2 separate regions of the Homo sapiens genome follow, and region 1 is linked to region 2. A link is a contact called in ENCODE Hi-C or POLR2A ChIA-PET data. All regions are on one chromosome and are shown on one strand. Each heading gives the region's core, a stretch centred on a gene start or an enhancer-like site at or near the end of the contact. The rest is flanking DNA. Distances are from core to core; before and after follow the strand shown.

Evidence for each region. A loop is a pair of places that touch in the nucleus more often than their neighbours do. ChIA-PET counts read pairs that join two places held with the same protein, here RNA polymerase II (POLR2A). Pooled maps may share reads with other maps.
Region 1: a pooled map shows a loop between it and region 2 (4-fold over the local background). The contact joins the promoter of HDAC5 here to the promoter of PTGES3L-AARSD1 in region 2. A Hi-C loop is called at or near these places in 3 of 50 pooled maps. POLR2A ChIA-PET finds 5 or more read pairs at or near these places in 2 of 52 experiments (A549 and B cell).

Annotation. Positions count from the first base shown.
Region 1 is chr17:44,121,448-44,125,254 of GRCh38, reverse strand. HDAC5 (histone deacetylase 5) reads left to right here and starts at 1,614. Exons shown (of 27, transcript NM_005474.5): 1 at 1,614-1,751. RefSeq lists enhancers at 1-106, 1,253-1,412 and silencers at 1,503-1,562, 1,633-1,732, 1,783-1,922.
Region 2 is chr17:42,979,033-42,982,950 of GRCh38, reverse strand. It overlaps PTGES3L-AARSD1 (PTGES3L-AARSD1 readthrough), which reads left to right and starts at 2,423. Exons shown (of 17, transcript NM_001136042.2): 1 at 2,423-2,905; 2 at 3,288-3,401; 3 at 3,507-3,573; 4 at 3,683-3,781. The coding sequence starts at 2,769. It overlaps PTGES3L (prostaglandin E synthase 3 like), which reads left to right and starts at 2,871. Exons shown (of 7, transcript NM_001261430.2): 1 at 2,871-2,905; 2 at 3,288-3,401; 3 at 3,507-3,573; 4 at 3,683-3,781. The coding sequence starts at 2,898. RUNDC1 (RUN domain containing 1) reads right to left here and starts at 2,386. Exons shown (of 5, transcript NM_173079.5): 1 at 1,877-2,386. The coding sequence starts at 2,374. RefSeq lists a silencer at 2,070-2,319 and an enhancer at 2,390-2,459.

The DNA.
Region 1 (3,807 bases), core at 365-2,864, 1.1 Mb before region 2:
CCAAGCTGGAGTGCAGTGGCGCGATCTCTGCTCACTGCAACCTCCGCCTCCCGGGTTCACTCCATTCTCCTGCCTCAGCCTCCCAAGTAGCTGGGACTACAGGCGCCCACCACCACGCCCGGCTAATTTTTTGTATTTTTAGTAGAGACGGGTTTCACTGTGTTAGCCAGGGTGGTCTCGACATCCTGACCTCGTGATCCACCAGCCTCGACCTCCCAAAGTGCTGGGATTACGGGCGTGAGCCACCATGCCCGGCCCACGCCCGGCCTCTTTTTTAAAATACAGACAGTGTCTCGCCATGTTACCCAGGCTGGTCTTGAACTGGGCTCAAGCAATCCTCCCGCCTCGGCCTCCAAAGTGCTAGGATTGATGACAGGCAAGAGCCAATGCACCTGGCCCCTTTAAAACTTTTTTTTTTGAGGCAGAGTTTCACTCTTGTTGCCCAGGCTGGAGTGCAATGGCACGATCTTGGCTCACTGCAACCTCCGCCTCTCAGGTTCAAGGGATTCTACTGCCTCAGCCTCCTGAGTAGGTGGGATTACAGGCGCCTGCCACCACGCCCGGCTAATTTTTTTGTATTTTTAGTAGAGACGGGGTTTTACCATAATGGCCAGGCTGGTCTCAAACTCTTGACCTCAGGTTATCCGCCTGCCTCCGCCTCCCAAAGTGCGGGGATTACAGGCGTGAGCCACCATGCCCGGTCCCCTATAAAACTTTTAATGTCTGGATAATATTTTACTGAATGAATGTCTCCTGCTTTGCTTGCCAATTCCCTATCGATGGATATTTAGGTTGTTTTCAACTTTTCACATCATTACAAACAATCTCATGTTCATTTTTTAACATAACAACGTTTATTTATTTGGAATACATTTTTGTTAGTGGAATTGCTGGGTCATTGACAAATTGTCTAGGTCTAATTAAACATGTTCATACTGTGTACCAAGAGGAGATGTAGCGTGGATGGCACCAAAGTCAGGGAAGTCTTTCCGGCTCCTGGTCTGCTGGTCTGCCCTTTTGAAGGCCTTGGAGTGTTACAGCCATACCCTGGCCTTTCCCAGGCTTTTCTTTCCCTGGCACGGATGCAGTGTGTGCGGTCAGAGCTGGCGAGTTCGAGACTTGTCCGAACCATCCACCCGCAGCCAGGCCCCGCTGCAGAGGCTGCGGTGGCCCTCCCAGCCCCTGGGAATCTATCCCCAGGTCCCCTCCCCGACCGCGGGAGGGCGTGTTAGGGGAGCAGCTTAGGCAAGCGACGATTGCACCATCCACGTTTTGAAAAGAAAGTCCGGGGAGCGCAAGGAGGAAACTTTTACAATCCAAAGGTTGAGCCCCAGCATCCATACTCGGCCCCTGCAGCGATCCTTCCACTCCTGCTCGCTGGGTTCCGATCCCTTCCCTTCCACCCCGTCTCGGCCGAACCCTGTGCTGGGCACTGGCCCTTTAAGGAGCTGTCACGATGGCGTCGCTGGCCCCGCCCGGCGGGGAGGGCCGAGAGGCAGGGGAGGGGTTGGTGGTGGCTGCGGGCAAGGGGAAGGCGGGGGGGGCTGGGGGGGGGGTCTGGGTCTATTTTTAGCTCCGGGTCGGGTCACGTGACGGGAGTGACGTCTCCGAATGTTGTTGTTGGTGGCGGCGGCGAGCGGAGCCGGAGGAGCCGCCGCAAAGATGGAGGAGCCGTCGAGGAGGTGCTGCCGCCGCTGCCGCCGCCGCTGCTGCCGCCGCCGCCCGCGAAGCCGGAGCTCGAGCCGCAGCGGGTGAGCGCGCCGCCCCGGCCCAGATCCCATCTTCCCCGGACCCCGGGACGCGAGGCGGCGCCCCCTCCTCCTGCTGTCTCTGTCCGCGGGCTCCCAGCGCGCGCGCCGCGCTCCGCGCCCCCCTTCCTTCCTCCCGGCCCTGGGAGCCAGCCGGCGCCCCCCGGGAGCATCGGCAGCCCGTGAGCGGGACATCGGGGTTGCTGCGCGCGCCCCTCCCTGCCCCTCCCAGACAGGGGCGCCTTCCCTACAGGTAAGGGAGGGGCCCGCCTTCTCGCGCCCTGCGCCCCCAAATGGCTCGGAGACCGGCCGGGGTTGTCTGATTTGCCCCTTCCCTGGCGGCGCATGTTGCGTTGCAGAGCCATTTGAGCCCTGCACCCGGATTCTGTGCAGACCCCTCTTCGCTGGACACCCCTTTCTTGGTACTCTGAGGTGAGGGGTGCTGTCCACCCAGAGCGCTTCTCCCCATAGCTACGAACGCATCCTTGATTTTATGTCCTTGACTTCCGTGCATGAGGAGGGGGACTGCGGAGTCCACCTTACTTCTCTCTCCCATTATTCTCACCCCGTCTCCTGTGAGGCGTTACTGCGTTTGTTGCCACCCTCTTCTCCTGTCTGACACCTTGGAGCCAGGATGCGAGAGCTAGGAGATGAAATGGAGCTCCCCCCCAACCCCTTCTTGTCTTGGGTGGATGCCCCCCATTTTTCATCCTGGATCTGTATCTCATGGAAGCGGGGGCACTACCAGTGCCTTATTAACTTGGGGGGAGTCAGCTTCTCCACCCCACCCTTCCCTGGGGCCCTGGGGAAGATGAGAACTGGCTGGGTGTAAGTAATTAATCTGGGAGCTTGGTGGGGGCTGTTGAAGTGGGGAGGTTGGGTGCTTCCTTTGGGAGAGGAGATGACCACTTGATACCCCTGGCTGATACCCCTTCTGAAATGAGGTGTGTCCCTAAAGAGGAAAGGTAACAGCTGCAGTTGCTTTTAGGAGGGTGCAAAAGGGACCCATCACTCAGTCAGTGACCACCATGCTTTTGGGATCTGGGATTAGATTTGGAGCTTGGGGAGGTGGTGGTGATTGGTTTCAGTGTCCAACTGGGAGGGGAGGATGGAGCCAGATTATGGGAACAAAAGGAGGTGGGGGGGAGGGTGAGATCCAGGAGTCTTGGTCAGAGGGACCCCTAGCCAGATTGCCTTGCAGGATTGCAGTCTGGGTCTGGGTCCTGCCTTTGGCTTCCTCTTAGTTTCAGAGGATGTAGGCAGGCAGGCATGGTCTTCAGTCTCCCCAGTCCTAGGCACCCTGAGCCTATGCTGGCTGTTGAGATGCTGGGCTGGGCTGGGCTGGGCTAGGCTGGCTGGGCTGGATGGTGGATGAGCCATGTTGGGGGCTGCCTGCTTCTTCATTCCAGTCTTCCCTCCTTCCTCTCCCTCCCTAAACACAAAGCTTGGGGAGATCTTGGTTTGTCTCCTTCCTCTTTTCTTGACTCCTCTCTTTGCCCTCTCTTCACTTGAACTTGGATCTGGGCTTTCTTGACAAAGCAGTAGGGGTCTCTCTGAGTTAGAGAAATGGGCCCCCAGTATCTCCACTCTGTCCTGGGAATGTGGGCATGCCAGAGACCAGAGAGACAGATCTCAAGTGTGGGTTACTTGGGGGCAAGGATGGAGGAAATGTTAGTTCTGTGCCAGCCTCCCCTTCTTTTCCAATATATCCTCCTACTTTGGCTGGATCATGTAATTTGGAGGGGGGCAGCAGTTTCACATGCCCCACCCACCCCAAGTAGCTGCAGAGACAAAGGTTTGCTTTGCCTTCCGTAGGGGTGGCATCTTAATTGTGTGTTTAGAAATGGGGCCTGGGAATGTTGGGCGGGGGTCATTTGTGTTCCCGCATAGTGGGGGAGGGGGCATCAGCTATAGGAGCTGGGGGTAGTGCAGTCGGTGCTGAAGTACCAGCTGCTCTTTAATAATTAATTCTTCCTACTCACATCCCTTTGAGGAGGGATGTCTGGAACACAGCATTAGGCTCAGCCAGCCTGCTAGAGGACGCACTCCTGTTGGTGGC
Region 2 (3,918 bases), core at 1,174-3,673:
CGATGGCACGATCTTGGCTCACCGCAACCTCTGCCTCCCAGGTTCAAGCGATTCTCCTGCCTCAGCCTCCCGAGTAGCTGGGATTACAGGAATGTGCCACCATGTCTGGCTAGTTTTTTTTTTTTTTTTTTGTATTTTTAGTAGAGACGGGGTTTCATCATGTTGGTCAGGCTGGTCTCGAACTCCCAACCTCAGGTGATCCGCCCGCCTTGGCCTCCCAAAGTGCTAGGATTACAGGCGTGAGCCACTGCGCTGGGCTAGTTTTTAATTTTTATGGGTACATAGTATGTGTATATATTTATGGGGTACATGAAATGTTGCTACAGGCATGCAATGTGTCATAATCACATCATGGAAAATGGGGTTGGCCTACTGTTTCTAAAGGTGAAAATGAACAACAGAGTTTCCTATCATGTAGAACCTTTGGTGCTGTCCACCCCTTTCTAGCCCTTAAATCTGACAGTTTGAGGTGGCTGCTCCTTGTGTAAGGAGTTGCAGGTATGTGGAGAAGGGTGGAACAGTAAACACAGGATTGCACTGGAAACAGTTCAGACTAAAATAAACAAATCATTATCTGCTTGATAAATCTTCTTGGCTAAAACCAATGTAAGTGGGAAGAAAGCCACATGTAGATTGTAGTTTGAAGAATAAAATGGTGAAAAGGGATGGGGCATGGTGGCTCACTTCTCTAATCCCAGCACTTTGGTAGGCTGAGGAGGGCAGATCGCTTGAGCTCAGGAGTTCGAGACCAGCCTGGGCAATGTGGTGAAACCCCGCCTCAACAAAAAATAAACAAAATTAACTGGGTGTGGTGGCACACACCTGTAGTCCCAGATACTGGGGAAGCTGAGGCAGGAGGATTGCTTGAGCCCAGGAGGCAGAGGTTGCAGTAAGCAGAAATTGCGCCAATGCAGTCTGGCCTAGGTGACAGAGTGAGACTCTGTCTCAAAAAAAAAAAGTGAAAAGGCAGTGTACCTCAACACTTCCAATAAAGCCAGCACTTTGTGCACTTCCAGAGATGCAAAGCTTGTAAGGAAACGTTTACCTGGTGTCTTATACATAGTTTCACTACTTCTGGGGTAGGCACACTGAATCGATCTTGTCAGTTATCAGAGGACCTCATTCAGAATGCCTAATGATTAAGCAGGATGGAGGAAGAGTTTAAAAATTTCAACATTATAGCCTGCACGGTGGCACACGCCTGTAGTCCTGAGGCTGAGGCGGGAGGATGGCTTGAGACCAGGAGTTCGAGACCAGCCTGGGCAACATACCAAGACCCTCCCGTCTCTTAAAAAGGAAAAATTCCAACATTAGGAAATTTATCTAATCAAGAGTTGTGTTTATTTCAGTTACTAAGAGACCCTGCTGTTAATCCAAACTCCCACCCAAAGAAGTGTAAAGACTGCCTAGATTTCAGGAAAGCAGGGACAGGGAGTTAACCTAAATTTCCACGGATTCCAACTCACTTTCCTTTCCTTTGCCAATTTTCCCAATCCCCAGAGTCGGGGTCCTCTAGCAGCCAAAGTGTTCAAGACTGAGATACGTGAGGGAAAGGTGAGTGGGCGCAGCACTGCTCTTGGCTGCTCTGCTGCCCTCTCAACGACTCACTTCGCTCACCGCTCCTCTACCACTCACGTCATCACGCACCGACATCTCTCCACATCCTCCGTGCACACCGCTCACCCTCAGGTTCCCAGGCCTCTGTCCTCTTGCCCTTCAGCCGGCCCCGCACTCCAGTCCCCTGGTCTCCGACACACGTACTCACCGACCGAGTCGGGGAGGCTTCTCCCCGCATGCACCATCATCCGGGTCTGGATCGCCACCCACACGACCCCACTATTCCCATATTCCTCGCGGCCCGGCTCCAGCCACTCACCTGGTCCTCGCCCCGCAACCATGGCCGGTCCCCTGGCAGCCCATCGCCCTCATCGCTGGCGGGGTCGCCGGGCCCTTCGTAACCTAGGACGTGAGGGCAGCCGCGGAAGGCGAAGTCTTCGAGCTCCCGCAGAAGGCGCTGCTGCTCCGCCGGCGCCCCGCGCACCACCTGGCGCAGGCGGAACTGCACCTGCGCGAAGTGCGAGGACAGCGCCAGCAGCGCCGAGTCCAGCCGCCGCCGCTCTGCCCGCAGCCGCCGCAGCGTCCGGCCCGGCGAATCCGGCGGGGAGCCCGGGGCCGCGCCAGGCTCCTCGGCCGTCGCCTCTTCTAAAAACGCGGTTGCCCCAGGCCGGGCCTCCGCCACCGCCCCCACTGGGGCCCAGCGCACCGCCTCGCACGGTGGCAGCGGCTCCTCTTCCTCCTCCTCTTCGTCTTTCGCCTTTGGCCCAACAGCCGCCACCACCGTTACCGGCTCTGCAGCCGCTTCGACAGCCGCCATCTTCCCGGAAACACCACCGCACGTCAGCCGCGCCCCCCTGCTGCCATGGCAACGGCGCGGTGGCCTGGAACCCCAGGGGAGTGGTGGGCGGGGCCTGAAGTACCCAAGTCCCCGAGGGCGCGCCTTCCCCGGGAATTTAATTCAGGACAATAATGTTTTATTGAGCGCCTATTGTGAATCAGACACTGAGCAGTAAGCGTCGGAGAAACAGGTGAATGATACCGGGGAAAAGTCATTCCCTGTGTGTAGCGTCTAGGGCAGCCTTTGCCCTGGTTCCAGCAGATGGGTTGTCTCTTCATAGTCTATGCATTTCTGAAGACCCCACGGTGAAGGGCTGCAAGGATGAAGCTGTCCCAGAGTATCTCCAGAGTGCAGATCCCTTGGCTGCCAGGTCATGTTCTCTCTTCCTCTCAACTGCTCTCCCGACCATATAAGGAGAGGCAGCTGCTGGGGGCGTCCCCAGGATCTAAAGATAGCGGCCCCTGCCTGGAACTCTAAATGCCACCCTGGAGCGGGAGCCGCAATGGCACGGTGAGTGTTTCCGGCTCCGGTGCTCCCCCTGGCCCTTTTCCCTGGAGATTCCCTGCTCCAAGTCTTCTGGGCGCTCCAGGTTCTGTGAGGCCCCACGGGAGCCCCGGACCCCTGGTCTCTGTAACTGTGGGGTGAGGGAAGGTGTGACCTGAATGTTCTCCCTGACCTCCTAGTTTCCTAGTCTTGCACGTTCTATTCTTCCCAGGTTCACATTCACCACACCCACCCACTCCTGTCATTCCCTTCCCTTTCACCCCTTCTGTCTCATTTAGCTCCACTTTGAAAAAACTGTGGCATCAAAGGTCCCTGGGTAGTCCCTTCCCAAATGACCTCAGTCTTCCCTCTCCCACCCCTATGAAGCCACACCTCAACTTCTCTTCAGGCAGCACGCCCGGACCTTGTGGTACGACAGGCCCAGGTATGTGTTCATGGAGTTTTGTGTTGAGGACAGCACCGATGTCCACGTGCTTATTGAGGATCACCGCATTGTGTTCAGGTAGTGGCCCTGCCGTCCGAGGGCCTGGCTTCCCAGGAATCTACCCCTTTCCTAATGTCCCCACACGGAGTATTCCGCATCTCCTCAGCTTCATTGTCTCCTCAGCTGCAAGAATGCCGATGGAGTGGAGTTGTACAATGAGATTGAGTTCTATGCCAAAGTGAACTCCAAGGTAAGGGTGAAATGGGACAGTAAGGTTTGGATGGAAACCGGGCTGCCCAGGGAAACTGGAGATTAATTCTAAACCCCAGACCCTAAGAATGAGGCTCTCTATCTGGCAGGACTCCCAGGATAAGCGCTCTTCCCGCTCTATTACTTGTTTTGTGAGAAAATGGAAGGAAAAGGTGGCCTGGCCGCGGCTTACCAAGGAGGATATCAAGGTGGGTGTGTGGAAAGTGGCCTGCTTCTTCTCTCCATGTACCCAGGTTACAGCTGGGATTGTCCTTGCCTCCTTTCCAGCCAATATTCAATCACTCAACAAGTCCTGCCTAATCTTTTTTTTCCAACTGTATTAGTC